Linked DNA regions of Homo sapiens: region 1 is linked to region 2. A link is an interaction called in ENCODE POLR2A ChIA-PET data of the cell type or tissue named here. Cell type or tissue: K562. All regions are shown on one strand. Each heading gives the region's core, and the rest is flanking DNA. Links, peaks and the distances in the headings are about the cores only. Region 1 overlaps PRKAR2B (protein kinase cAMP-dependent type II regulatory subunit beta). Region 2 holds the start of PIK3CG (phosphatidylinositol-4,5-bisphosphate 3-kinase catalytic subunit gamma).

Region 1 (15,710 bases), core at 3,065-11,064, 280 kb after region 2:
GGGTTAACAGAACTTGGTACTTGGTGATTGATTTAGTTGGGGACTGAAGGAAAGAATCTAGGATGGCTCCCAGTGTCTAGCTGGAGTGACTGCGAAGTTGCCACCTTTTCCTGAAATGGGAAAACTTGAAGGAGGAAGGGGAAACTAATTAGTAATTAGCAAGAAGAATGATCTTGGCTTTGTGTCTACTATTTCATTTGAATTTCCCGAAGTCATTATTTAGCTTGAAAATCTTACACTTCCTAGACTTCAGAAAATTTTTCCTTAGAGAGCTGTATATTCATATGTTGAGCACAGCATTTATAATTATTAATCTCTTTGAAGATATTCTTTTCATGAATATTTTAATGCTCCACTCAGTAGGCCATTTTCCTCCTGAAATATTTCTAATTTGAGGCTAACTGAAATAATTTTCTTAGGCTATATGATAGGCTCTTTCATTAATGAAGAGTAAATTGTTATTTCTTAAGTGAGTCAGAGCCCTTTACTGAGCTCAGTCTTGAATTGGCATTCTGTAGGAGAATTAGATGTGGATTTCCTACAGTAGTTGTCAGTTATCATGATAAGCCTCTGCATATTAAATATTTCCTAAGTTCTTTTCACTCTGTGCATAATTATGGGGAAATTACATTTTGATTGACTAGAACAGACACCTGTCTGTATTTTATCAGGAATTGCCTTTTCATATATCCGTGTATGAATTCTTCAGTTTTATAATGTTTTCAAATGCAGCTAATTCCAACATCACAAAATAGTTACTATAGCAATTTATTTCATCTTTTTTCCCCATTTGACATTTAGAGTCAGAACTAATCAATAAAGCTGATGTTCACCCTCTACCTGCCTTAAAAAAGTCAATATATAAATAGCAAGCAAAACAATATATTAGTAAATCATTTAATCAACCTTTAGAATTTTGATTGGTGACCATATGTTGCCTGAGTTGATGAACTCATTTGGGTAGAATGGTCCCTGTGGGGCCAATTAGCACTACATCACGAAAGGGCTGTTTCACTGCTACCTTGGCTTCATCTTCAACCTTGGCTGCTGTTCCACAAAAAGATGCCAGAGCTCACACAGGGACCCAAGGAGGGGACGAAAACTGCTTCCTGCAAACCCATCACCATCATTCTTCCAAAAGTTTTTCTTAGCCTATATGAAGATGTAAAATTATGTTCTCAGTTTAATTAGAGTTTTTTTAGTTAATTAAAAAATATAAATCAGTATACATGTAAAATTGACAAACATTCAAAAAGAACAAAAGAGTAGTCAGTGAAAGGAAATCTCCTTTTCACCTTTGCCTCTCAGAAACCCAGTTTCTCAGGAACTATGTTCTTTTAGTACTATCTTGTATATTTTTGCAGGGTCATGCAATGCACATACAAATATATTCTTTTTCAAATTTTGGTGGCAGCAGAATAGACATACTGTTATGCCCTGTTTTTTTTTGTTGTTGTTGTTGTTTTTTGAGAGTCTCGCTCTGTTGCCCAGGTTGGAGTGTAGTGGCACGATCATGGCTCACTGCAACCTCCGCCTCCTGGGTTCAAGTGATTCTTGTACCTCAGCCTTCTGAGTAGCTGGGACTACAGGTGTGCACCACCATGGCCAGCTAATTTTTGTATTTTTAGTAGACATGGAGTTTGACTATGTTGGCCAGGCTGGTCTGGAATTCTTGGCCTCAAGTGATCTGCCTGCCTCAGCCTCCCAAAGTGCTGGGATTATAGGTGTGAGCTACCGTGCCTGGCCTGCCTTGTTCTTTTCAAATTTAACAATATATTAGTATTTATAGAGGTTCCATATTCTTTTTAAAAAATATTTTCATCAGCATTGTTTATACAAGTTTAAACTATTAGCTTTTATGTATTATAAAGCTAAATCATGATAACACATTAATGTTTTGCTGTTGCCACTATGTTATAATTGTACATATAACAGCAGATTCCAAGTAATCAAAACAATATTTAAAAAGAAGAACAAAGTTGCAGGATTCACATTTCCTAATTTTACAACTTACTGAAAAGCTATGGTAATCAAAACCATATACTGGGCTCGGGTAGACATATAGAACAATTGAATAGAATTGAGAATCTAAAAATAAACCTATATACTTATGGCCAATTGATTTTCCCACAAGAGTGTTAAGACCATTCAATAGAAAAAGAATAGTTTCTTCAACAAATAGTGCTGAATCCCTGGATATCCACACACAAAACAACAAAGCTAGACTCCTTTGCATATACAAGAATTAATTCAGAAGGGATCAAAAGCCAAAGATATAAGAGCTTAAACCATAAAACTCTTGGAAGAAAACATAGGAGTAAGTCTTTATGGTCTTAGATTTAGCATTGGACTCTTAGACACCAAAAGCATAAGCAGAAAAGAAAAAAGATAAATAGGACTTCACACAGATGTAACATTTTTGTACATCAAAGGACATTATTTTAAAAAGTGAAGACAGTCTGCAGAAGATAAAATTATTTGCCAATCATATATCTGATAAAGATCTAGTATCCAAAATATATAAATAACACAACTCAACAATAAAAAGACAAAAATTCCAATTTAGAAATGGGCAAAGTGCTTGAATATACAAATGACTGGCAATCAAAAAATTTTCAACGTGGTTAGTCGTTAGAGAAATACAAATCAAAACTACAATGAAATACCACTTCATCCCCACCGGGGTAGTTACAATTTTAAAAAAGGAAAATAAAGTGATTAATTTTATGTTATGTGAATTTCACCTCAACAAATTTGTAGTTCCCTCTCACCACTCCTTTTCAACATAGTGCTGAAAGTCCTGGCTAATGCAATAAGACAAGAAAGTGTAGTAAAATGTATTGAGAAGGAAGAAATATACCTGTCTTTGTTCACAGATGACATGATTATCTAAGTAGAAAATGGGAAAGGCTTCCAGAGCTAGTAAGTGATTATAACAAGGTTGCAGGATACAAGGTTAATATACAAAAGTTAATCACTTTCCTTTATATCAGCAGTGAACAAGTGGAATTTGAAATTAAAAATACAATACCATTTATATTAACATCCCCCCAAAATGAAATATTTAGATGTAAATCTAACAAAAATATGTATAAGATCAATGTGAGGAAAACTATCAAATTATGAAGGAAATCAGGGAAGAATTTAATAAATGAAGAGATTTCCATGTTCATGGATAGGAAGACCCACTATTGTCAAGATGTCAGTTTTTCCCAAGTTGATCTGTAGATTCAATGCAGTCCCAACAAACGGATCCTAAAGTTTGGAGAGGCAAAAGACCTAGGAGAGCTAACACAATATTGAAGGAAAAGAACAAAGTTAAAGTACTAATACTAACTGACTTCAAGACTTAGTATAAAGTGACAATAATCAAGACAGTATAGTATTGGCAAAAGAATGTACAAATTAATCAGTGGAACAGAACAGAGAACCCGGTAACAGCCCCACTTAAATGCAGTTAACTGATCTTTGACAGAAGAGAAAAGGTAACACAATGAAGTAAAGATGGTCTTTTCAACAAATGGTGCTGGAAAAACTAGATATCTGAAAAATGAATCTAGAAATGGACATTTTATTTTTCACAAAAATTAACTCAAAATAGATCACAGATATAAATGTAAAACACAAAACTGTAAAATTCCTAGGCGATAACATGGGAGAAAATCTAGATGACCTTGGATTTGGTGATAACTTTTTAGATGTAACACCAAAGGCACATCCATGAAAGAATTGATAAGCTGGACTTCATTAAAATTAAAAATTTCTTTGCTGCAAAAGACACTGTGAGCAGAATGAAAAGACAGGCTCAGACTGGGAGGAAATATTTGCAAAAGACACAGCTGATAAAGGACTGTTATCCAAAATATACAAAGAACTCAACAGTAGTAAACCATCAGATTAAAAAATTGGACCAAAGATGTTAACAGACACCTCACTGAAGAAGATATACAAATGGCACACAAGCATATGAAAAGATGCTCCACATCACATGTCATCAGGGAAATGCAACTTAAAACAGCAATGAGATAGTACTACACATCTATTAGAATGGCCAAAATTTGAAACACTGACAACACCAAATGCTGGTGAACATAGGTGGTTCAACAACTCATTGCTGATGAGAATGCAAAATGCAAAATGGTACAGCCACTTTAGAAGATTGTTTAGTGGTGTCTTTTACAACTAAACATACTCTTACCATCCTCTCCAGTAGTCATGCTCCTTGGTATTTACCCAAAGGAGTTGAAAACTTAGGTCCACACAGAAACCTGTACACAGGTATTTGTAGCAGCTTTATTCAAAATTGCCAAAACTTGGAAGCAACCAAGATGTTGTTCAGTATGTGAATGGATAAATAAACTGGTACATCTAGACAGTGGACAAAATGAGTGATCTAGTTATGAAAAGACATGGAAGACATGGAAGAACCTTAAATGCATAATACTAAGTGAAAGAAGCCAATGTGGAAAGGCTATGTGCTGCATGATTCCAACTATTTAACGTTCTGGAAAAGGCAAAATTATTTGCAAGGCAGCCCTTGTCACCGCTAGACAGCTCTCATTCCTAGGCAGGTCTTTATATTCTGCCAAAACCTCCATGAAACTTCCACCCAACAGTCCCAGTTATGGCCTCTAGAACTACTGATGTCATGGTTTGAACAGAAGATAACTGGTGTATTCTCATATAGGTCTTTTCTGTCACCTAAACGCCTTGTTTCCTGAAATTCCCTCATTGCAGGTTTTCACATTTCTTGATTACCCTTCTTTGAGTGTTCTCTCGCTGCCAGTGACTCCTTTGAAAGACAGATGTCTGAAAATCCCTACATGCCTACAACAGCAGAGCTTTTTGGTGAATGGATATATGACAGCTTATTTATCCAGTGCCCTGTTGATAAACTGTTAGTTTGTTTCCAGTCTTCTGCTATTGTGATGCAAAGAAAAATGGTGATGCATTTTATAAATATCTATATAGTAACTTCCTAGAAAAGGAACAGTGAGGTGGAAGATCATGCATATCTAAAATTTTATTAAATTTTGACAAATGGCTTTTTTAGAGTTTGTTCCATTTTACCTTCTCACCGGAAGTCTGTGTGAGAATGCCTCTTTTCCCACACGGTCTCCAACACAGTGTGATATTCTAACATTTGTATCTTTTTGAATCTGGCGAGTGAAAAGTGGCATCTCATTTCGATTTTAATTTGGATTTCTCTTCATTTTCAGAGAAGTTGAGTAACTTTTCATGTTTTTAAGAATCCTCCTTTCTCTTTTCTGGAAGCTTTGCAGATCTTTTATCTTTAGTGTTCTAAAAATACATTATTTCATCCTAGTGTGGGGATTTATGGTCATTGACTGTGCTGGGCACTTGAGTGTGCCCTTTTGGTCTGAAAACCTGTGTTTTCAGACCAAAATTTTCTTTGGGTCTAGAAAATTCATCCTGTATTGTTTATATTTCCTCCTTTTTGTTTTCTCTTTTACTGTCTCTGGCACTCCTTTCTTTTCATCTCTTTATTGACTTTTTTTGAGGTGTTTGGTTTTAATTTTTTTAACTCTTTTATTTACCTTTAAAAAAATTGTAATGGTGGATACATGTCTTTACACATTTGTCAAACCCATAGAATGTACAACACCAATAGCAAACCCTAATATAAACTATGGACTTTGAATGATAATAATGTCAGTATAGATTCAGCAGTTGTAACAAATATGCCACTCCAGTGGAGGATGTTTATCTTGGGGGAGTCTGTGTCATGTGTTGGGGTAGAGGATATGTGGAGTATGTCTATACTTTCTGATTAATGTTCCTATGAGCTTAAAACTGCTCTAAAAAATTCTATTTTATTTTTTATTTTTGAGACAGAGTCTCATTCTGTTGCCCAGGCTGGAGTGCAGTGTAACAGTCATGGCTCACTGCAGCCTCAACCTCCCAGGCTCAAGCAATCCTCCAATCTTGGCCTCTCCTGAGTAGCTGAGACTACTCATTTTTTTGAGACAGAGTCTCACTCTGTTGCCAGGCTGGAGTGCAGTGGTGTGATCATGGCTCACTGCAGCCTCAACCTCCCAGGCTCAAGCAATCCTCCAATCTCAGCCTCTCCTGAGTAGCTGAGACTACTCATTTTTTTTGAGACAGAGTCTCACTCTGTTGCCCAGGCTGGAGCGCAGTGGTGCGATCATGGCTCACTGAAGCCTCAACCTCCCAGGCTCAAGCAGTCCTCCGACCTCGGCCTCCTGAGTAGCTGAGACGACAAGTGTGCACCACCATGCCCAGCTTATTTTTTTTGGTAGAGACGGGGTTTTGCCATGTTGCCCAGGCTGGTCTCACACTCCTGGGCTGAAGCAATCTGCCTGCCTTGGCCTCCCAAAGTGCTGGGATTACAGCCATGAGCCACTGAACCCTGCCAAAAAAAATCTATTTTAAAGAAAAAAAAATGACAATCATATTTTTAATTTCCAAGCCACCCATTTTTCTCTGATTTGCTCTTTTCCTAACATCCTATTTTTTTTTGGTCTCATGGATATAATATCATCTTAAATGTCTCTGCAAAAGCTCTCTACAGTTCCTGAAATATCTATCTCATGTGTTGTCATTTTGCTGTTTATCTTAGTCTTGTAGGCTACCAGGGGAGCAACATAAAGCTGATTTAGAGCTCTGAGTAAGTAGGGCAGGCCTGTCAACCAGTGCACTGTTTAGCTTGAGCTGACAGGGAGCCAGCTGTTACATTGGGGAACCCCTAAGTCCTACCAAATGAAGGTTTTTGTTCTAGGGCACCAGTGTTCACAGTATCTGTTCTAGTTCTAATTTGTTTAGTTTCTCTCGAATCTTTTGTCTGGGAGGAGTTGAGGGTCCACATTTGGCTGCTAGGCATTCTGTATTAGGGTAGAGGGATTTTGAAGGAAGGTGTCAACTAATCTCTGCAGGACTTTAAATCAGTCCGCTTGTCTTTAGCTTTGTGTCTCAGTCCCATGCTGGCAGAACCAGATGTTACCCACTTTGGACCCTCTTGGTGCTCTGCAAGGCATGTTGGCCCCTCCACACTGCAGTCTCACCTGTGCGACTTGGGGCAGCTCTCTCTGCCACTTGTTACTTACCTTCGCCCTGAAACTCTCTCATCCATCAGTTGTCCCTTCCTGTACTCTATACTATTGTAGATTCATATCTTCATATGCCTTGTAACATTTTCATGCGGTCTCAAAAGGGAGAGAATCACATGTGATCTGTTATCCTCTTTATTCAGAATATCTTGTTTCTTCAACCTGTGTTTTCCACTTGCATCTTTTTTCCCCTTTGAATCTATCTTCAACTCTTTAGTTTATGTATAATAGTAATTGATTTTGGCATGGGCAGTTAGCATTATACCTTCTGTATGCCCATAAGGAGTGACCTGACCAAGGGCTCAGAGCTAATAAGTAGCAGAACAAATAACCCTCTAAATCTTTAGACTTTTCCATTGTATTGTATTATTTCCTCATATCCATTTATTCTGTCTTTTCAAAGTTCTTTGAATTATTCCTGTATTTGTTCTGATTAAAGATTTCTTTCACCTCCTAGTTTATTCTCATCAGTTTGAAGTTTATCCTTGAGCCTTGTCAATCACACTTTGACAGAATAAAAATTTTACATAGTTTAATTAGTTGTTGAATAGTATTTTTGATGTTTCTGACAAATCTGCCCTAGTGAGCTCAGTGGATGCAGCTTGAAGCCAACCTTAATGACAGTGAATAGTGACAGAATATTTGCCACAGTCATTTTTGTTTTACTTTGTTGTTTTTCTTTTTTGTTCTGTTTTGATTTTGGTGCTAAACCAAAAAGAAGATTGGAATCAGGATCTAAATTCACCAAGTATTTAGGTTATCTGTACACAAATTTTAGTGATGACTAATATAAGGAAGTTTTTAAAAATGGGTATCTTTAAAAGAAATTTGAAATAATTCCTTACTAACCTGATCCTTTTTAGTTGCTAAGATTATATTTCACAAGGTATATGGTGGTTTGGTGGTTAAATTTTCATTTTAAAGTGGTGATAGTTGCAAATATTCTAAAATAGACTAATTATAATTACTTTCATTCAAATACTGAATGTGAGAGTATATAATCATCTTATTTGTATGTGGTAAGAAAGACTACTATGTATTTTTCTGACAACATTTAGTGGTAGTTATGATTATTTCCATTTCTTTGGACTTGTTCACAGAAATATAACTGTGGTTACTTAAGAAAACATGTTCTAGATAAACATAAAGATTATATCCCATCTTTTTTAAAAATAGGAGCAGATGTCTCAAGTATTAGATGCCATGTTTGAAAAATTGGTCAAAGATGGGGAGCATGTAATTGATCAAGGTGACGATGGTGACAACTTTTATGTAATTGATAGGTAAGTTTTGCCCAACCTTACTATTGAAATTGAAAGAACCTTTTGTGTAAAATCTCAACCATTATTACGGCAACTGACAGGTTAATATAGGATAGTTGTTATTGCCGCTACTCTTATTATTACATAATAGGCACTGTAAACCTGTTGTGAGTACATGCAGTGAAACCACAGTGGATCATGAAAAGAGACATAGTTTATAGAGGAACTAATGACTTTTGGTTAGTCTAATCTGTAAATGTCAGTCATTTAACATGAGCATCTTCATTTGCTGAATTCTAATTGAGAGATATTATGTAGTAGTATTAGTATGTACTAGATGCCTGTTACAGTGAGAACAGCAGTATAATATAACATCTGAGATATTAATTCACAGTAGACCTCAATTGGTATTTCTTAAAAGGTTCTTTTTTTATAAACTGTGTAAAACATGCTCATGGTTTAAAAAATTCAAAATTGGCGGAGTGTGGCGGCTCAGGCCTGCAATCTCAGCACTTTGGGAAGCCGAGGCCAGTGGATCACTTGAGGTCAGGAGTTCAAGACCAGCCTGACCAACATGGTGAAACCCCGTCTCTACTAAATACAAAAAAAATTAGCCAGGTGTGGTGGTGCACACCTGTAATCCCAGCTACTTGGGAGGCTGAGACACGAGAATTGCTTGAACCCGGCAGGTGGAGGTTGCAGTGAGCCGATACTGCACCATTTGCACTACAACCTGGGCAACAAGAGTGAAACTCTGTCTCAAATAATAATAACAATAAATAAATAAAAATAGGAAATGCAAATATTTCACAGGGGCATAAGGTGAAAAGTCTTTCTTCCTACTGCTTTAACATCATCCAGTCCACATAAGTAAGTAGTTTGTGCATCCTTCCAAGAATTGTATATTATTATATTTGTCTTAAAAAAACTCTATAATTATTTAAAGAAGTCTTGCATTTATGTTGAAAATCTGTTTTCAGGAAATTTAAGTTGTGCTTTACCTCATCATAGAACAATATGCCTTATGCAATAGATGAATCCTGAAATCTAACAGCAGAGCAGCCTGAGCTGAGTCCTTATTTCTTCACTTTTGTAAAACAATGATAAGTGTTCATGAGACAATTGGCATCCCTGACCCCTCCCCTTGTGTGTGGAACGCAGGTCCTCTCCCAGCCTGACTTACTGGGTTACGTTTGCTCTCTGGGCTGGGTTGTGTTCACCTCAGAGGTCTTGGTGAAAATGACCTCTTTGGTCTCCTGAAGCCTCATTTCGTTATTTTGGCTCTGTGGGTGGTATCTTTCATGCGTCAGTCGAGCATGCTGTTTAAATCAAGAGTTGTCACTGATTCTCCCATTCCCTCATCCCAAATTCCTGGTGACCTGTGGCTGAAGCACTAGCCAGGATTTTAGAATAGAATAAACCAGTTATCTATATGTGAATCAAAGTAATGATTTTTATATCATTAATAGCTATCATCACTGAAACACCTCAGAAATGCACCTAAGTGTGTTTAATTGTAGAGGTGTATGAGAAGCCCTAACCCTCTATGATCTTAACCATTTAGTGGGGATTTTTGACTTTCAAAACTGCCTTACATTTGTATATAGTGTATTCCCTTTTCAGTTAGATCCTAGTCACCCATTTGGTAGATGAGAACATGCAGGCCCACAGAAGTGACAGCACTTGGTTCAGATCACCCAAATGACTGGCGTAGAGCCAACTCCACAGCCAGGTCTCCTGCCCTGTTCATGTTCTTTCTGGAGGTTCTTGCCTGCCGGAGGCCTTGTATTATCAGAGAAGAAGTCTGTGTGAAAAAAACAGCCCAAGATTTTTTGTTTGTTTTTTTTTTTTAAACAGTCTTGCTCTGTTGCCCAGGCTGGAGTGCAGTGGTGCGATCTCGACCCACTGCAACCTCTGCCTCCCAGTTTCAAGCGATTCTCCTGCCTCAGCCTGCGGAGTAGCTGGGACTACAGGTACCCGCCACCACACCCAGCTAATTTTTGTATTTTCAGTAGAGACAAGGTATCACCATGTTGGTCGGGCTGGTCTCGAACTCCTGCCTTCAGGTAATCCGCCTGCCTTGGCTTCCCAAAGTGGTGGGTTTACAGGTGTAAGTCAGTGTGCCTGGCCTAGCCTGCGGTATTTTAACAGATTTTAGACTGATGTGATTTCAACTGGACTGATAGCTCATTTTACTTCTCCTCGGCACATTTGGCTTTGTTTTACCCTATTCAAAGTAGCCGAGTGTAGAGAACAGTTTCAGCGCAAAAGTATAAATAGTGTAAATCGAAGAGTTTAATCTGTACAGCATTGCTAGTCTGAAAATCTGAAATTCTCCAAACTCCAAAGCATTTTGAGCATCAACATGATGGCACAAGTGGAAATTCCACACCTGACCTCATGTGATGGTTTACAGTCAAAATGCAGGCACACAACAGCTTATTCAGCATCCCCGAAGGGGTTAGTGTACGAGGTACAGTAACTTTAATCAGAATATAGCATTGTAGGTGGAGACTGCAAGCCTGCCATTGTTTGTGGTTGCTCTTGTTTGGCAGCTGGTGCAGGTATTCTGGGGATGCTACTATGCTGCTTAGTTGCCCCAAACACATTAGTTTTTACTGTGTTAATGGTATGTCTTATTTTTTACTGTTAAGTACTTATGTGTGAATACAAGTAAAAAATGATGGCTTATTGGTAGCATATAAATTCAGAGTCAGGAATGATGGTAATGCTGAACAACCACAGATTGTCCACATGGGTGGTTGAGATAATGACACCTTTGCTTTCTGGTGGTTCAATGTACACAAATTTGGTTTCATGTACAAAATTACTCAAAATATTAAATAAAATTATATTGAGGCTGTGTGTATAAGGTATATATGAAACATAAACTGATTTTGTATTTAGACTTGGGTCTCATTCCCAAGATACCTCATTCTATATATGCAAATATTCTAAAATCTGAAAATATCTAAAATCTATAACACTTCTGGTCCCAAGAATTTTGGATGAGGGAAACTAACCCTGTACTTGAAAAATGATTATCCATGGGACAAATTCTAGTAGTTTCCCTTGAAACAGTCATTCTATCCGTGAATGACATTGAAAACCAATTCTTTTCTTATTTATTTATTTATTTATTTATTTATTTATTTATTTATTTATTTTTGAGGCGGAGTCTTGCTCTTGTTGCCCAGGCTGGAGTGCAGTGGCGCAATCTCAGCTCACTGCACCCACTGTCCTCCTGGGTTCAGGTGATTCTTCTTCCTCAACCTCCCGAGTAGCTGGGATTACAGGTGACTGCCACCACGCCTGGCTAATTTTTTTGTATTTTTAGTAGAGACGGGGTTTCACCATGTTGGCCAGGCTGGTCTCAAACTCCTGACCTTGTGATCTGCCCACCTTGGCCTCCTAAAGTTCTGGGATTACAGGCGTGAACCACTGTGCCTGGCCATGAAAGCCAATTATTTTCTTCTGTCTATCATGTTTCTGCTGTTATTGCTTCTTTATTATTAATAATCCTTTTCTTTCTTTTTTGGAGGGGCAGGGAGAGTGTCTCACTTTCTTGCCTAGGCTCGAGTGCAGTGGTGCAGTCACAGCTCACTGCAGCCTTGAACTCCTGGGCCCAAGCGATCCTCTTGCCTCAGCCTTCCAAGTAGCTAGGAGTACAGGCATGTGCCACCATACTTGACTAATTTTTTGGTTTTTTGTAGAGACAGAGTCTTGCTATGTTGCCCAGGCTGGTCTTGAACTCCTGGATTCAAATCCTCCCACCTTGGCCTCCCAAAACATTGGAATTACAGGCATGAGGTACCAGGCCTGGCCCATAATAATTTTCTAATGTTAAAAGCCACTTTTTTTTTTTTTTTTTTTTTTTTTTTAGCAGCACGTCCCCACTCTTTGTCTGTGTTAGGGTTTAGTCAACAGAATAAAGCCAAAGAATTTTTTCTATCTGCCCTCACAGGTGCAAGCCTTGAAAGCATGTTCTCTGATAAAATACAGTATGCGGAAAGTCAGTCATCCACACAAAGAATGCAGTTTACGTGAATATAGGGTCTGGGTAATAGGAAGTGCAGTGACATGCAAACTGAACCTTATTTGCCTAGAAAAAGAACCCCAGTTAAAAGATAAGCACCAAAAAACTATAAAAAGACCAGAGTTAGATATCTAGTCTGAATTTCTACTTTTTAACTTTAGAATGGGGGTTGATCTAAAGTAAAGGGCCAGAGAGTAAATATTTTTGGCTTTGCAGGCCAATATGTTCTCTGTTGTAACTACTCAACTCTGCAGTTGTAGCATAAAACCAGCCATAGATAACACATAAACAAACAAGAGTGTTTATATTGCAGTGAAACTTTATTTACAAAAGCAGATAGCCAGTTTGTGGGCTATAGTTTGCCAACGTCTGCTATAGATTATAAAGGACCCTAGTAAGTTTTGTAGAGTAGTGGCTAACCAAATTGCTATAGCTAGATTCTTTTTAAAAAGTTATTTTCTTCTGATCACAAAAGTAATAATATGTTCATGTTACAAACAGAAACTCTTAAATTAGATAGCGAATATGCCTAGAATCCCTCACTATTCTTATGCTTTTAGATAACTACAGTCAGTGATTTGATAAATGTTTCTTCAGATGATTTTCTTTCTTTTTTTAAGGTTAATTTTTTATAGAGATGGGATCTTGCTATGTTGCCCAGGCTGGTCTTGAACTCCTAGGCTCAAGTGATCCTCTTACCTTGGACTTCCAAATTGCTGGAATTACAGATGTAAGTAAGCCACCACACCCAGCCTCTTCAGATGATTTTTTTTTTTTTTTTTTTTTTTGAGTTGGAGTTTTGCTCTTGTCACCCAGGCTGGAGTGCAGTGGCACAATCTCGGCTCACTGCAACCTCCGTCTCCCAGGTTCAAGTGATTCTCCTGCCTCAGCCTCCCGAGTAGCTGAGATTATGGGATCCCGCCATCACACCCGGCTAATATTTTGTATTTTTAATAGAGACAGGGTTTCACCATGTTGGCCAGGCTGGTCTCAAACTCCTAACCTCAGGTGATCCACCCGCCTCAGCCTCCCAAAGTGCTGTGATTACAGGTGTGAGACCCGGCCTCTCCAGATGGTTTTTTATGCATATACTATTTGGTTGTAGTCTTTAGTTATAGTTTTATCATTCCTTATTCCAAATTTTTATTGTTTAGTCCCATTTTTCCCAGCAGGCACATGGTCTGGAACAGATGGCACAGATTGATTCCCCTTTATTGTCATCGGAGGGGATAACAGGCTGGAAATAAGATTTTTATTTCACAGGGCTCTTTTCTGAAATAATGTTTTATTTTAATGATATTTTATTTGAATTAACCTCCAATCTACATATGTCCAACAGAGGCACATTTGATATTTATGTGAAATGTGATGGTGTTGGAAGATGTGTTGGTAACTATGATAATCGTGGGAGTTTCGGCGAACTGGCCTTAATGTACAATACACCCAGAGCAGCTACAATCACTGCTACCTCTCCTGGTGCTCTGTGGGGTTTGGTGAGTAAAATACTTATTTGACCTGAATGTTATGATTTGTAGCAATTGCTATGACGGTGTTACAAATTGCCGCATGTAGTATTTTAATTTAAAGATCATCAGTCATCAGGTAATTTATTAAGCAGCCACTGAATGCTGAACTGTAGGGCACTAAGACTTCACTAAGTCAGATCCTGATGTCATTGCCCCCACTCCTCCAGTCCAGTCAGGAGCTTGGGACCTGGTGGCCCAGGAAAGACACTCAGATTCAGAATGCTCCTGTCTTACCCACTCTTAGAAAATAACCAGCCATACAAACACAGCCTTAAGTACTTTTTCTCAGATAGCTTTCTGAGGTAAGTATTATAATCTGATAAAGTTGTGGCTCCCAGAGTGTGGTCCCCTGAACACTGGCAGCTGTATCACTTGGGAACTTTTTAGAAATGCCCATTCTGGGGCCCCACCCACTGATTCTGACCTACTGCATCAGAAATTCGGAGTTTGAGAAACCAGTATAAAAGGATGCTCTTGGTGCTATAAATTGATTGGTAACTACTCTGCATTTAAAAGCAGTTGTGTAGGGAAAAAATGCTTGGTGGCTGTGCTCATGTGCCCCACATCAGAATTACCTGGAGTATTTTTTTAAAATCCTCTTACCTAGCCACGAGGTCAGGAGATCGAGACCACGGTGAAACCCCGTCTCTACTAAAAATACAAAAAATTAGCCGGGCACGGTCGTGGGTGCCTGTAGTCCCAGCTACTCAGGAGGCTGAGGCAGGAGAATGGCATGAACCCGGGAGGCGGAGCTTGCAGTGAAGCTGAGATTGCACCACTGCACTCCAGCCTGGGCGACAGAGCGAGACTCTGTCTCAAAAAAAATCCTCTTACCTAGACCTCACCATGGGCAAATTGATCAGAATCTTCAGCACTGGGACCTGAGCATTAGTACTTTTAAATACATTTCTTAATGTGGTATTCCCGCAAGACTTAAAAGCTGGTTTAAAGATACATTCGGGCAATATTTTCACATATGATAGGATGCAAATTATTAGGCACTACTAAAGCTCCTTCTGGAGGATTGTATTTAAGGTAGTGATTCTCAAACTTTAATATGCTTACAAATCACCTGGGAATCCAGTTAAAATGCAGATTCTGATTCAGTGGTTCTGGGGTGAGGCCCGTGATTTTTGCATTTCTCATCAGCTCCCAGGAGATGGCAGTACTGCCTGATGTCAGGCCAAACCTTAAACAGCATCGATTTAGGGAAATGTTTACAGTATATGTATTTTCTTTTAAAATTGTTGAAAATAGCCCACCCACTAGTTTTGACATGCATTTATTGGGTTATTTCTCTCAAATCCTTTTGTGGAAAGAGAAGAGGTTGAAGTAAATATGAAGTCTGTTAAAAGTCTCATTTCCAAGGACTACTGTATATAGCATTGTGGAAGTCACACATTATTTAGTCACAGTTCAGCATTTGACTCTGAAGTCAATTCAGCTGATAAAAAATATCTCTTGATCAAAGAGACAAGACATTTTACATTTCTTTTAATTGGAACCAGTTATTATATACTTATTTAAAAATGTGATGAGTCACTTTTTTAAGGTTTAGAGGAAAAGCTGAATTGTCTCAGGAAAAGGAAAGAACTGTCAGTGATTTGAATACCCAAAGCCAGCAAAGAAAAAACTTCAAACCAGGACAGTCCTTCACCCACAGAAGTCTTTGTCTGCCTGTAATTAAAGTGGTGGGATAAATCTAGCATCTGCCATGACCTGTTTTATTCAGGAAGGTTTACTTTTCAAATGTAGTCATTCCAATGGGGTTGCCGTTCAGATTCAGATTGTCAGATTG
Region 2 (15,710 bases), core at 4,210-12,209:
AAAAGCATGAGCCAAGAGCCAAATAAACTTCAAGGCTCTTCTCTTTCAGGAAGATTCTATAATAATTTGACGCCATGATGATTTCCACACATTACTTTTAGTTTCTTCTACATTTAGCATTCATAGATTCTGCGTGATACTTTATACTATGTTTATTTTTTATTTATTTTTTTTGAGGCAGGGTCTCACTCTGTTGCCCAGGCTTGAGTACAGTGGCATAACCTTGGCTCACTGCAGCCTCAACCAGCTGGGCTCAAGCAATCCTCCCACCTCACCCTCCTGAATAGCCGGGACCACAGTCACATGCCACCATGCCAGGCTAATTTTTGTGTTCTTTGTAGAGACAGGATTTTGCCATGTTGCCCAGGCTGGTCTCAAACTCCTTAGCTCAAGCAATCCACCTGCCTCAGCCTCCCAAAGTGCTGCAATTACAGGTATGAGTCACCACACCCAGCCTTATCCTACATTTATAATCTTTTTAAATTGCTTTCAAAATATTATTGACTTTGTCTCTCAAATAATAACAAACATCTAAACTGTAGAGATTGTCTGCCATCATTCAGCAACTTGTAATGAAAACAAATTGCTCTAGAAATTAGAAGACATGAGTTCCAATCTAAACTCTGCTATGAGTTTAAGGCAGAGTAACCTTGAGGAGGTCACTAAGCATCTCTTGGCTGGAGTCCCCTCATCTGTAAACCAAGATGGAGCTACTTAATGGCTAAAATGTGCTTATTGGTTACCCTGTGTGAGATTCTGTTCTACAAGCTTTACATATATCCATTCACTTAATCCTTAGAATTTGATAAGGAGGTACTACTGTATAGAATAAACAAAGGGGCAGAAATGTGAAGTTACTTGTCCAAGGCAGGCTTGCAAGCAATGGAACCAGGATTTGGACCCAGGCAGTATGGTTCCTGAGTCCATGTTCCTAACCATTACATTAAACAGGCTCATAATGCATGCTGCATAATTCCAAGCAGCTCCAAAGTTCAGTAATACCACTTTTAAAATCACCTTCAGTATGCTCTTTATTATAAACATAAGGACCCAATAAATGTTTGCTAAAATAAGTCAACTACTTAATTTCAGGTTTGTTACCATGATGACCTGTCAGGTTGCCTAAGCATGGTGGACTAGATTTGACCGAGACCATTTTCACAGGTCACTAGTTGTATTAGTCCACTTTCATGCTGCTGATAAAGACATACCCAAGACTGGGCAATTTATAAAGAAAAAGAGGTTTCATGGACTCACAGTTCCATGTGGCTGGGAAGGCCTCGCAATCATGGTGGCAGGCGAAAGGCGCGTCTTACTTGGCAGAAGGCAAAAGGCATGTCTCACACGGTGGCAGACAAGAGAGGATGAAGTGAAAGGGGTTTCCCCTTACAAAACCATCAGATCTCATAAGACTTATTCACTACCACATGAACAGTATGAGAGAAACTGCCCCCATGATTCAATTATCTCCTACGAGGTCCCTCCTACAACATGTGGGAATTATGGGAGCTACAATTCTAGATGAGATTTGGGTGGGGACACAGCCAAACGATATCACCAGTGATGGATTCTAATCTGACGGACTTTCAAGCACTAACTTGGACATGAAATGCCTGTCTACATTTCATCCTATATTCAGAATTTAAGTTACTTATGGGTCAGCTTTTATCAAACACCATTTGTTTCTTGTAACGTAAGATGAAAAGATGTCCCCAGAATTTTTTCTACGGCAAGTCCTTTGAAAATGTATTACATGCTACTACTGATCATATAGTTGGTGCCAAAATAGGCAGTTCCAGCTGATGACACAACCCCAGAATATAAGAGGTAGCTTTTGCCAATAGGAGCAGAAGCAGTGACCTTAAAACATGAGCGTTAACCTGGGTATGGCAGATGCTGTCAATAAACCTCTCATATCCCCCTCTCCCCATGTAGAAGTCTTCAGAAAACAGTACCCACAAATACCAAAAGATTCTAACCTTAAGCACCTGTATCTCGCTACCCAGTGGCATGTTCAGCCCAAGCTTAGGAGAGACCAGAAATGCCAAAGAATTAATGTGCACAGGAGCAACCCCCAACCAATGAAGAATAAATAATCAACTTCCTTCTCCATCAACAGGCCAGTTCTGAGGCATGTTTCACCTGTTTTCTTAGAGGATACCAGAGGAATTGAGTCCTCATGCCCAGAGTGGTCATCAATATATCTGTTGTTGACTTCCCCCTTCTCTGTCTCACCATCTCATTCTTTCACCAGGCTTCCTCGGATTATTTCCCAAATAAATGACTTGCATTCAAATCATTATCTCAATTTTGGAATCCATCATTTTTAAGAAATTTAAACTAAGACACTGAACCTTCCATTCCATGTTTGTTCATTCTTATATCTCAGTTTTAGGAGCTGAGATCTTCAAATCAATGTGGCATCATACCCCCCATATCAGCCATCTAATAGTGCTTTGAGTTTGCCACTTGGGGAAGCCACCAATTATGCATGACAATGCTTTGCAAGATTGTATAAATATACATTGAACACACAGACACACACACACACACACGAAGCAAAATAATTTGGAGCAACACTTCCCAAAATACATTCCAAGGAACAGTAGTTTCCACAGAATTTTCAATAAATTTTACTTGAAAAACCATCCTAATGTCAAATAAATTTTAGAAATGATAAGTTACAGAATAGAGGGATGTTATATACACCATGATTCTGTTGCGCAAAGAAAAAACCACATCTATTTTCTATACCTGATCTCATCTTCTTTCAGGGCCTTCATTCCCACCAACAGGAAAAAATTAAACTTTCCATTTAAAAGTACCTCAGTGTTACCAATTTTGAAATGGTCTCTTTGGAGGTAAATATTTAGCTAAGTCAAAGTTCAAACTCCTGGCCGGGTGTGGCGGCTCACGCCTGTAATCCCAACACTTTGGGAGCCCCAGGCAGGCAGATCACTTAAGGCCAGAAGTTCAAGACCAGCCTGGCCAATATGGCGAAATCCTGTGTCTACTAAAAATACACACACACACCAAAAAGAGCCAGGCATGGTGGCACACACCTGTAATCCCAGCTACTTGGGAGGCTAAGGCACAAGAATCACTTGAACCTGGGAGGCAGAGGTTGCAGTGAGTCGAGATCACACCACTGCACTCCAACCTGGGTGACAGAGCGAGACTCTGTCTCAAACCAAAACAAAAAGTTGAAACTCCCTATCAGAACTTTTTCTCCCTTCTCAAACAGTGTCACCACCACCATCTCAAGGTGGCTTCTGTGCACAGAGTGAAGTACACACATATCCTCATGGCGGATGGAAGACAAGGAGGGCACTCTGCTCCACGTGCTGTCCTCTGAATGGCCCTCTATGCCCTTTGCTGAGGCAGACCCTCTGCCCAGCAGAATTACCGAGAGAGACTGTTAAGAATACAGATCCCCAACTCCTTTCTCTGGATGTTTTGATTCAGGGAAATTGGAGGGAAACCTAGGAATCTGTGTTTTTAACAAGTTTCCCAGAGGGTTTTGATGTAGCCAGGACATAAACTGGCATTTGTGAACCATTAGTATACCCCACCCTGTTTCCTACCAAGCTTTGAACTTCATTCTGTACTGTGAAATAGACTCATAACCCATTATCTCACATTAAGGTGTATATACACGGTTTAGTATTGTCATCATCTTTATTCATTTTGAGGCATACAGGGGGCAAAGAATATAAGGTATCCACAGTGAATCTTGGCACTGTTAGCAATTTGGCACTGATACTGCAATTTAAATACAGTAATCACAGAATTTTCAAAACAGAACTGAGGAGACAAAAGGAGAAATAGGATCATCTGGTATTAATTCTGGTTATTTCAATACCATTAAGAAGGAGGAGGTTCTAAGAAAAGCCACACAAAATCCCTGTGGGAAAGGAGGAGCAGTTTCATAAAGAAAGATAAAAAGATTTAAATATAATTTACTTTTACTAAAAAACACATCTAAAACCCTGAAAATTATATCTCATTTAAAAGCTGCTGATAAAAGAAATTTGCTAATATTTTTCTATAATTTTGTACCTTAAACGTTACATAAATTATTAGTTGTCTCTCTGGTATTTGTATAATAAAGGAGTTTATAATATCACACTTTTGAAGCATTTTTAAATTAAGTATCACATTTAATGAATAGAATTTTTTATATCACTTCAAGTTGATTTCAACTAAATTTCCACCCCCAAGAAATCCTTACATTTCAAATCCTATCAAGTGAAATTTAACCTTATAAAAATCTGATCCAAAATATTATGTCAGTCTATTTTTTCAAGAATAATCTTTTGTATCAATCAGAACATATTAAATTGGACTATGGTTACAAACAATCCCAAGATTTCAACAGCTTGACGCACCAAAGTTGTATTTCTTGCCCACATAAATGTCCAACATGGGTCAGCTGGGGGTTCTACTGACCCCAGTCTCTCAGGAGTCAGGTAGACACGGTTCCATCACAAGTGCTTCCAAGGTCTCCACAGCAGAGGGAAGGAAACATGGCAAATTGTGACAAATTTCTTCTCACATTTCATTGGTCAAAGTAAATCACATCATTACCCCTAATTTCAAAGGGTGGGAGAATACAGTCGTACCTCCTGCCATCTTGCAGGAGGAGAATTGGAGTACGCATGACCGGCCCTACTGACTACCACACTTGCCTTTGGTTTTCATTTCCTTTGGACCTTGGCACCATGTAATAATCCACACTGTTCCCGTCTGGGACTCATATTATCAATCCAACAAATTTATATTATCATATCACCAACAACAAACATTGAATTATTTTAGAACTATCATATTAAAGCAAAGTTTCCTTTCTTTTTCATAAAAGCAGTAAGTCTAGTACATCTAATTTAGGCAGAGTCAGGGTACTACATGTAAGTTTTTTTAAGAACAGAAGTTGGGTTCAGGCGCAGTGGCTCACGCCTGTAATCCCAACACTTTGGGAGGCCAAGGAGGGTGGATCACCTGAGGTCAGGAGTTCAAGATCAGCCTGGCCAACACGGTGAAACCCTGTCTCTACTAAAAATACAAAAATTAGCCGGGCATGGGAAGGGGTGCCTATAATCGCAGCTACTCGGGAGGTTGAGGCAGGAGAATCTCTTGAACCTGGGAGAAGGAGGTTGCAGTGAGCCGAGATCATGCCATTGCACTCCAGCCTGGGTGACAAGAGCTAAACTCCATCTCAAAAAAAAAAAAAGAGAAGTTGGTAGCCTGGCTGTGGCAGAGATGACTAGTTATTCACCAAAGACCGGCCCTCTGTCTCCACCCCATCCCCACCCCCACCATAGGTAGAGTCACTGCTGAACTGAAACAGGAGCTGTATTTCTCTGACCCCCATTCTCACAATAGTCAATGAAATGTTGATGGAAGCGGCATTTCCCATTGTTAGACCCAGCCCTAAACCTCCTGCACCATCCTCCACTCTCATCTTCTGGCCTGGTATTGATGCCTGAGGCTTTCTTGAAAGCCACGTGTTGAAGAAAGCAGAGCCCCTGTCATCCCAGTCTCCAAATGACTACATCACACAGACCTTCCACCAGTCTCCCTCCCTGCTGACAGTACATATAAACCTATTACAAAAAATAGTTTCATTTTTAAAGTTCACAAAAATAAACTTTTATTATGGTAAACTTTCATAGTGATGGGGTAGAAGAATAAATTGACAAAACACTTCAAAAGTGTGAATTTAAAGTTTCTGGCGCCTGGGCGCGGTGGCTCGTAGCTATAATCCCAGCTCTTTGGGAGGCTGAAGCGGGCAGCTCACTTGAGGTAAGGAGTTCGAGACCAGCTTGGCTAACATGGTGAAACCTTGTCTCTACTAAAAATACAAAAATTAGCCAGGCGTGGTGGCAGGCACCTGTAGTCCCAGCTACTTGGGAGTCTAAGATCTGAGAATCGCTTGAACCTGGGAGGAGGAGGTTGCAGTGAGCCAAGATGGCACCACTGCACTCCAACCTGGGCGACAGAACAAGACTCTGTCTCAAAAAAAAAAGAAAAGAAAAAGAAAAAAAATTTCTGGGGTTAGCCTTGACAATGACAAGTTCTAACAATGTAATCCCGTAGCTACCTATTAATCTCTCTTCATGTTATGTGCACCGTCTGATTAGAACAGAATTTCCTGGCGAGTGAAGGAAGAACTGCATCGTTATAGAACAGTTTGGAAAAGGCAACAGGGTAGGACTGCCAGTTTCTAGTTTTGTAAAACCCTTTACTTATCACTTCCACTCAACATAGAGACAAGATATAATCATGACATCAATGATTGTCTAATGGTGGAAGGCTATAATTCTAAGTGTCTCATGATAGAATTCATAACACGTGAAATTAGATGTAGGATAGTACTTAAATTTTATCATATTCATAAAGTTCTATTATGTATAGTATTTTCTTGGCAAACATAATGCTATGGGTTTGCCAAACCTATTTTCTTTTCCCTCTAGTCACATAGATAGGCTGTATTTCCCAGCCAATCCCATGGTTAGATGGGTCATGGTGACAGAGTTCTGGCCAACGGAAAATGGGCACAAAAATGTGAGCCATTCTCAGACCGAATGGAGAACTCAAGGCCCAAGGGAAAATCAGAACCACCAACTAGAAGGAGGCAGGTCCAGAATGAATGATTAGAACAGCTCCTCTCCATCCAACCTGCATGGGACTATAGGGTGAAAAAGAAATATGCCACTGAGATTTTGTTACAGCGATCAGCACAGTTAGCATAACATAATGAATATGTTAAGACTATTTCATTTGTCTCAGAGAACTATGTCAAAGATTAAAACTGGCAGGGGTGGGGGTGGAATGTTAAGTATACTTGAATAAAGCCATGATTTTAAAAAGAAAGCAGGGGGTCTTTAGAGATGTACTGCATCCCCTCACCTACTCCCACTTCCACCCTGTTCAATTTAGTTCTTCGTAATTATTTACCAATGTCTACAAATGAAGGCCATGTTTCTTGCCATGGCCTTCTCAGGAACACCATGGCTTGACCAGAGCCCACCCTCCTTGGGCCTCCTCTCCCATTCAAGGCTACTTAAGTGAATGAATTTCACTCTTCTGAACTTTGGCTGCCTTACACTATTCCCTCTCTGGAATGCTCTTTCCCCTCACCCCTGCCTAGCTGAATTGCGCTGTTCTCCCTGCCACTTCTACTGCGGCCTTTCTGCTGGAAGGCTCAGTTGGAAAGGGCAGCATCCTGCTGTGACTCCTGCAGCCCTTTCCCTGTACAGCCCGGAGGACACTTCTTACATGCCATGCTTTGTGATGATGACAGGTGCATATCTTCTCTGCCCTGCTAGGTTTCAAGTTCCATGCACACAGAAACTCCATGTGCCATTATATAAGATATTCAATAACAAATGCTTAATGAATGCATGAACACAATGCACTCATGGCATTCATTTATTGCATAAGTCAATGAATAATTGAATGGAATGCCACAACATCAGCTTGAATGGAAGACCCCTTTCCCTCCAAATGAGTCTGAATTACCCGTGGCCCCCAGCTAATATAAAGATGGAGCCACTATGCCAAGGGCAGAGCTTATGAGAGGCAAACCCAACAATTCCAAACTAGGCTCCACTTGAAACATCAAGGTTCACATGGAAAGGAGTCTGCAAGAATGTAGCAGGAAAAGGAGGGTGGGGTGGGCGAGGAACACTCTTAATTGTTTAAGAAAGTATGGCCAGGTACAGTGGCTTATGCCTGTAATCCCAGCACTTTGGGAGGCCAAGGCTGGAGGATTGCTTGAGGCCAGCAGTTCGAGACCAGCCTGGGCAACACAGCGAGACCCATTTCTATGACAAATTTAAAAATTAGCCAGGCATGGTGGTGCACCACCTCTAGTCCCAGCTACTTGGGAGGCTGAGGTGGGAGAAACTGCTTGAGCCAGGGAGATGGAGGCTTCAATAAGCCCTGTTTGCATCACTGCACTCTAGCCTGGGAGACACAGTGAGAACCTGTCTCCAAAAAAAAAAAAGAAAAGTATGAAAGTATGGAAAGTAGCTTAAATCTTCAGGTAAAATTAATTTTTGACATTCACATACAGAAAAGTGATCATTGAGTGCACAAGCTTTGTATGTGCCAAGCTTCATGAACTTCCACAAACTGATCATAAGCTAGGCCGGCACCGCATCAAGAAACTACCAGCAACCCAGAAGCTCCTCCCTTTCAGGTTGTACATACTATTTTAAAAGAAAAGGAGGCAAGAGGGGAGGAGGAGAGAATGAAAAAGGCTGGAGGAATGGAGACTGCCAAGGCATCTATTTGAAAAGAAAATGAGAACCGCTATGGCAGCAGAGGGGCACACCCGGGGGAACTCGAGCCCTCACTGAGACACACCCTGCAAGGCATTTCCCAATCTGCAGAAAATTCTCACTTGATTCAACAGACACACATGATGGGTAATTCCAGAAAATGCAGGCCAAGCTTTGAAGGCAAAAATATTCCTCCTAGGTATAGAGCAAGGCAGGTAGAGATCCCTTCCTGTCCCGCCCCAGGTCCCTGCAGGAGCTAGTGCCCGTGGCCCGCAAGGTCCTTGTCTACCCATCAGAGAAGAAAGCAGTACAGAGGCCACTGGAATAAAGTTGATTTTTGCTTGAAAAGAAGAAGAAGGAGGTGCAGGGCCGTGGCCTCACAGTGACCCGGCTCACCCTCCTGGGGACCAGAAAAGCACTTGGCTCCCGGCCAGCCCCAACACCCACTTCCCAGCCCAAGCCTGCTTTGCTCCTGTGACCTTTTTCTGAACCTGGAGAGGTGGGGCACCCTCTTGGCTTCCTTCCAGCTGGATGTGACTCCTGCCAGACTCAAAGCTGAGAACCCAGGGCTTTGGAAGGAACAATGTTCCCTAAGAAGGCCTGAGAAGCAGCTCCTATTATAATCTCCCTTCCAGCCTCAGGGCCAGGGATTTGAGAGCAGACTCCAACTAAGCTGGTCTACTCATTCTTCCTCTCTCCTAGGACCCTCTGCTATGCTCTTGAACAGGGAAAATCCTATGAAGGAAGGAAACAGATTTGGTTCGGAAACTACTCCCTTATTGCAATCAGCTTTGTCTCTGTCAGGATCATGGTGTGTGTGTGAGACGTGGATGAGACAGTTAGGTAGGTGACTAGATAGGTGCATAGGTAGGTAGATAAAATTCCTTAGCAGCAAGCAGGTAATTCTGAAGGCAGGGACTCAGGGATGGGTCTGGATATCCATTCCATGGGAGGATTTCTGGCTCACAGGACACGGTACCAACGGTCTTTGGTCTTATACTTCAGTCAATATTAGGAATGGAACAACAAAGAAAACTACTAAATTGGACCAAATAAGAGCTATAAAGGAGATGTTTCTAAAGGATTGTGGTTTCTTATAATGTCAAACTAGGTTCCCTCCTAAGTTCCACACCCTACAGACCATTTTCCTCCCAAGTTTCACATTGCAAGGTTTGAAGAGGAGGCAGATTGGAGAGTTTTACGTTACATGGTTACATGGAAGGGAGGGGCTGTCTGGGTTTTGGTTAGTCTGGGAGGCTTTGCGAATATCACTCAGTACTCCCATTGCTTCCTGTAAATACAAAGGAATCCAATGGCTTCCAAAAAGAGAGACTCTATACAAACTAACCATTCCACCAACATTTATCAAGGCCTTGGCTTTGTATGTGGCAAGCACTGTATTAAGCTCTGGGGAATACAGCGAGTCAATACAGAGCAGTCACTCAAAGAACCCAGTCGGGTAGAGGAGGCAGCCCAGTCACCAGCTGTCCTCACCCAGGAGAAGTGCTATGATGACTGCCACTTACCACCTGTGGCACCAAGGGCAAGCCACTCAACTTCTCTGTGCCTTGCTTTTAGCACCTGTAAGTGGAGACAATAGTAGTGCCTCTCCCCTTGGAAGGATGTGAGGATTAAATGAATGAATGTACTAAAGTTCTTAGATCAACGTAAGACTCAAAGAAAGTGCCATAAAAGAGTTTGTGAGCCAGGCACAGTGGTTCACGCCTGTAATCTCAACACTTTGGGAGGCCAAGGCAGGCAGATCACTTGAACCCAGGCGTTCCAGACCAGCCAGGGCAACATGGCAATATCTCATCTCTAGTAAATATACAAAAAATTAGCCGGGTATGGAGGCTCACACCTGTAGTTCCAGCTACTTGAGAGGCTGAGATGGGAGGATCACTTGAGCCCGGGAGGTCAAGCCTGCAGTGAGCTGAGATTGCACTACTGTACTCCAGCCTGAGCAACAGAGTGAGACCCTTCCCTAAAGAAGAGCTTCCACTTATTGGTGGTGATATTGTTATTGTGGTGGTTACTATTGGGAGAAAGCTTCCCTAACCCTATGCTTTCCTGACCAGAAAGCCCTCTCAGTGGAGGTTACTCACTCTGAATACCAATGAAGCAGGAGCTGGTCAAATGGCTGAGGGGATGAGAGAAGGGGGAGGGAGAGGAGAGAGAATGAGGGGAGGGAATAGGACATAGGGAGTGGCACACAGAGGCACAGAGGTGTGGTGGAACACAGAAGGTATGAAAGCAGAAATTGGTGGAATTCAATCATGGAAGGGAATTGGAAGAGGAGAATCTGGAAGAAAGAGTTAAGGATAGTTCATAAGGGATAAATCATAAAAGGTCTAAAGTATTATGCAGGCCAGGTGTGGTGGCTCACACCTGTAATCTCAGCACTTTTGGAGGCTGTGGCAGGTGGATAACTTGAGGTCAGAAGTTCAAGACCAGGCTGGCCAATGTGGTGAAACCCAGTCTATACTAAAAATACAAAAATTAGTTGGGCATGGTGGCGCATGCCTATAATCCCAGCTACTCGGGAGGCTGAGGCAGGAGAATCACTTGAACCTGGCAAGTGGAGGTTACAGTGAGTTGAGATCACACCACCGCACTCCAGCCTGGGAGACAGAGCTAGACTCTGTCTCAAAAATAAAAAATAAAATAAAAATAAAGTATCACGCAAAGATTTTGGATTTTTAAAAACCAATTTATAGAAAAATCTTTTCCAGAAATTTGTGAAGTGCTTACTACTATGTATTGTCAAAGTTTAACTAAACAAGGAAACAGAAAAATGTGCTCAATGGTCAGTTTCTGATACTAAGAATGGAGAACAAAGTGGAAGGTCCCATAGGGACCTAGATCTGGCTGTAGGTCCATGGAGTTGTGTTGACTGTGACTGATTTCCCATAGCTTCTTTTCTCAGAACCTGAAGTGGCTCCCCTCCACCCACATGGCATAATAATAGCCTACATTCCTAATGGCATCAAGACTGTGGTACAGTCTCCTACAATCCTCCCTAATCCCATTTGTCCTTACAGTCAGAGCCCTGACATTTGGTTCTGGTGTCCACCACTCTCTAGCCAGCCAGAACTCAGGGGACAAATTCTGATTAGCTTAAACCATTCACATAATTCTATCCCCTTTCCTATTGATTGGCTGAGGTATCAATGCGCCCTTGCCACAATTCTGGCCAGAGACATAAGGGGACCCAGAAGACCTTTGGGAAAGTCTTCCTCTCTCTGAAAAAGAAACACACAAGATGGCATGGACTCTTCTTCCTCTGTGTGTCGTGTTGGTGTTTGACACCTGGAATTCTGTACCTTCTAGAGTCATCTAACATAATATCTTACATAGTACGGTGAGATAAGTTTTTGTTCCATTGAAAACTGAAGATTTATAACAACTTCCTGTGAAATATGTAGGGTGGTTGTTATCATTTGGTAGATTAGGAAGCCAAAAGAAATGAAGGGGCATATATGAGGCCTAAAGAATGTGCAGAAATAAACCTAGGTCTCATGAATGTGTGTGTTTCTACAATACCAGGATGCTTCTCTTAAATCTTACCAAATACAGACCAAAAAATATCAGGCACAGCTTCATAAAGGTTTGCCTTTGTGCTCGGACAACAAAGCAAGGTATGAAGGTGAACTAAACTGTCAGATTAGATTAAAATGCCTTTTTGCATTTTTATCACAATGTATAAATCATCTGAAGCTGAGCTAAAAAAAAATATGACAAGATGATCATGTTTTTTCAAGATGAAAGATTCCCTCGAGTCTGAGTGACATAGCTACTCCAACAGTAAATAACCAATAACAGAGTTCCCAGCCAGTATGCCCAAAGCGGTGAGGTCCTTGGGGATGCACCCGTTGTCTCACGCTTTGAGGAGCTTCCTCAGTTCACCCCAGTGTGCCATACACATGTCACCACTATTTACATGTGGCAACACATGAAATACGTATGGGAAGCACACACTTGTCTGGCCATGTCTCTCCCTGTCTCTCACACTGCTATCTTTCTCAGACTCTCCATTTCAGTGAACTGATCTGTTCACTGTCCCACAGATGCCTTCTGGCTTGAGGACTTGCCCCTGTGATTCCTCTTGCCTTGAATCCTGGACCTTCCCCTGCACATTTAAAACAAAAATTTTCAAATCTCACCCAAAGTGAACTCCTCCAGTAAACTGTTGGCTTGCATAATGAAAGTTACATCACACAATTAAACCGCTTGGACTGCATATGCTAACGCATTGCACATGTTATTCTTTCCTCTGCATGTTCTGTCTCTCCAAGTAGACCATAAATAATCTCTCTGAAGGCTGTTGGAAAGAGCCTTCCTCAAAACAAATAATTTTTAATGTCTATTGATCACTGATACTTCCTACTGTGTTCTTATTTTCTAAACTGTTCTATCTTGTCATTGCTGTGACCACTGATATGATATAGAAGGTCAGAGCCTTTGATTGTGTTTTTTTTCCCAACCAAAATGATTTCTGTGTCCACAGATTCACAGAAGGGAAAAATATTATTAAAATGGGATATTAATGAGGACTGAAGGTCTTCTAAATATTCTGGGGATATAAAATATTCTTACTCGTAAAGGATGCCTCTACACGGAGGAAGTATCCACAGAGGAAGGAAATCTTTGCCATTACTTCTTACTGGGAACATTTACTACAGATAGTCAAATTTTAGTGGCTATATTAAGATTTGGGGAAGAGCAGGGTACTTTTAATCTCAAGCCACCAATAAACCTGACATATTTGCCAGTTTAGTCATAAAACAGAAAATCCTTTGCCTAATCAAACTTAGCTTAATAGTTCCTTCAGAAGCAGGCAGGGCCAAGAGGCTGAGTCTCGTGTTTCTGGAATAATGTGGCATGTGTGTGTGTATGTGCAGTGCCAGATTGGGACTTGGCCCCCTGGAAGTGACTGAGCCAGGACAGGGAAGGGATCTATTGAATGGTCTGGGGAACAGGGCTGGCCAAGCTCATGGTCCCTCTGAGGTCAGCCCTCCCACCCTCAAACCTCCTCCCACTCCACCCACCCCCAGGAACCCTCCCACACACTCTGGGTAAAACACAGCTTGGCAAGCTCTCACATCATGGCTTGGTGGCTACAGTGTGTTGATCTTCCCTCAGGACCAACCAAGAAAGCTAGCCTTGGTGCTTCTAAAGCTGCCAGCCTCCTAAGGGAGTATTCCTATATAGGAATATACTTTGAGAAGCTGATAAGACCCCTCTAAATATTTGGGAGGCAGCCTTTGAATTAAATTATTTGCCTGCTGATGTCAACTATTAGAGTGCTATTTAAAAGTTAAAACCCAAGAGGCATATGTAAAAGGAAATAAGTCAAATCAATCATTTATCTCAATATCAGAGTAATTCAGAGGAACTCTTAATTACATACCTCCAAGAGACTTGTGAGGTCAACTCCATTCTATCTGCTGCCCTTGAAGCTCAGCTGGAGTCCCTCAACACCCCGATTGGAGGATGAACTCTAGCATAGGGAATTCTGAGATGGAGGGAGGGGGCGCTGGTTCAGGATGCTTGGAGGTTCTAGAAAGAACTGAGGTCACCTGGAAGATACAACGCTACTCTAAAAATGATTCAGGATGGCTTTTCTATGCATTCTCTACTCCCATAGGAATCAGGGGCCACCTCCCAGGATGGAATCTGCCTGATGCTGTAACAGTGTTCAGCTCCCCAATTTCCCCATGATAACAGGCAACCTCCTTCTGTTTTGTCTACAGTTAATTAATCAGTCATTGCTGACAGTAAGGCTCCATCCTCAACACAGGATATTTTCTGAAGCATTAATTTTTGTTTCAATAGTTGATCCTTGTTTGGAATATAATGTGTTACAATGTAGTGGTACTTAGTATTAAAATCAAAATACCTTTTTATTCATCTTTCAATTTTAATACTTTTAGCATTTCAACCATTATTTGAAGGGTTACTTACTGCAGTATGTCACATTTATATACACACATGCACATGCTGCAGTGCTTTCAGTTTGAGCCAGTGATATTTTAGGCCCCAAATGCTCTGAAAAAATAGAGAAAGCTCTCACCAAGCTAAGGAAGTGAGCTTGCAGACCATGCCTTTAAAAATTTTCAGCTTGATAACTTAGTCCTCAAGATGACTAGGTTTCTCTTCCCCCACCCCTCAGTTAGCATGTGCGAACAAGGATTCTTTTGAATTCCCAGGAGGGGAATGAGTTTAATTTGACTGGTAAAAGTCTTCCTAATAGGATACCTAATACTGTGGCTCTTAGAACTAGCTACAAAGATATTTCATATGTTTATGTCTCATAATGGGTAATTTTGGTTTGGATTTATGTCATTTTGTCTCAGTATCACAATTTTTGAAAAATTAGTTCAAAGAGAAAAAAAAAAGAAAAGAAAAACCATGGTAAACATTGCTCAGTCTCATACTCCTACCCTCTCTATGCTAAAACAGGAAATGCATTTCTGACACTTTTAAAATGAGCAATCACACGTATAATCAACTTGGTTAAAACTTCCTTCCTGGTAACTGCAACACTTCCTCTGCATCTGGATATGAAGGGAGCCCCAGAAAAGCGGAAGAATTTAGACGCACACTGGGTAGGTTTGAATTTGTTTTGTTTTCAAAAATTAAACAAATGATCCTTCAGCATCATCGCCTCCGCTGCTTTATCAGGTATTGCTTCCTTCTATTTTTTGCTCTTTGTGGGGTCTGACTCGGAATAGTGGCACTTCCTTCTCGGCTAGATTATCTGAAACTGTTGTCGGTTCTTGAGATGATACTACCACCGAATGTCTGTGTTTCATTGTCTAGTCCAACCTGTATTGTGGATATCTACAACGTTCCGGCAATAGTTTTGCAGGTGCATCACATTTTTGTTTTTGTTTTGGGAGGAAAAGGGAGGGCACGGCAGCCAGGCTTCATATTCCTACAAGTGCATGCTTCAAGATTACTGTACTTACAGTGTTTCCAACATCTTCTCATAAAAGGGGAAAGCTTCATAGCCTCAACCATGAAGGAAACCAGTGAGTATTAGTCAGCCTGTTTTCCTCTGCATCTTATAAGATCGTTTGGTATCACTGAGGCAGAAGTTATTGCTGTGTATTTATATGCTGCCTAAATTTGGACATGTTTTATTTCAAGTTAGTGTCAATATCAATGTATCTTACAGTTCTCTTCTTTGTTAGTTATTCTATAATGTAGCAAAAGACCAAAATGAATGTTTTAAGCCACAAGAGACAGTTCTTTGGGACAGTTGGTTTCACTTACTAAGTATAACTTCATATTTTAAGAGAGGGAATATTGGTTTTAAAAGTTAAGCCAAGATTTGAACATAAGTTTGGATCAAATGAAATTTGTCTTTCTTATCTTCTTATCAAGCTCTCCTTTTTGGTATACATCAAATGCTCCACTATT

What was found. ChIA-PET counts read pairs that join two places held together with the same protein. Peaks named below come from ENCODE experiments on the same cell type or tissue, not always from the same donor. Only the 100,000 strongest peaks of a DNase experiment are listed, where the experiment ranks them.
Region 1: POLR2A ChIA-PET joins it to region 2 with 5 read pairs; 5 of 35 experiments call an interaction of 5 or more read pairs at or near these places.

The regions. Positions count from the first base shown.
Region 1 is chr7:107,132,583-107,148,292 of GRCh38, forward strand. It overlaps PRKAR2B (protein kinase cAMP-dependent type II regulatory subunit beta), which reads left to right. Exons shown (of 11, transcript NM_002736.3): 5 at 8,265-8,371; 6 at 13,726-13,879. Among named protein-coding and RNA genes, the nearest start is that of HBP1, 29 kb to the right of the region's middle. In K562, for the core only: no CTCF peak of the experiment used is centred there; no DNase peak of the experiment used is centred there.
Region 2 is chr7:106,850,458-106,866,167 of GRCh38, forward strand. It overlaps PIK3CG (phosphatidylinositol-4,5-bisphosphate 3-kinase catalytic subunit gamma), which reads left to right and starts at 14,825. Exons shown (of 11, transcript NM_001282426.2): 1 at 14,825-14,969. RefSeq lists a silencer at 12,107-12,401 and an enhancer at 14,897-14,996. In K562, for the core only: no CTCF peak of the experiment used is centred there; DNase peaks (open chromatin) are centred at 8,734 and 9,524.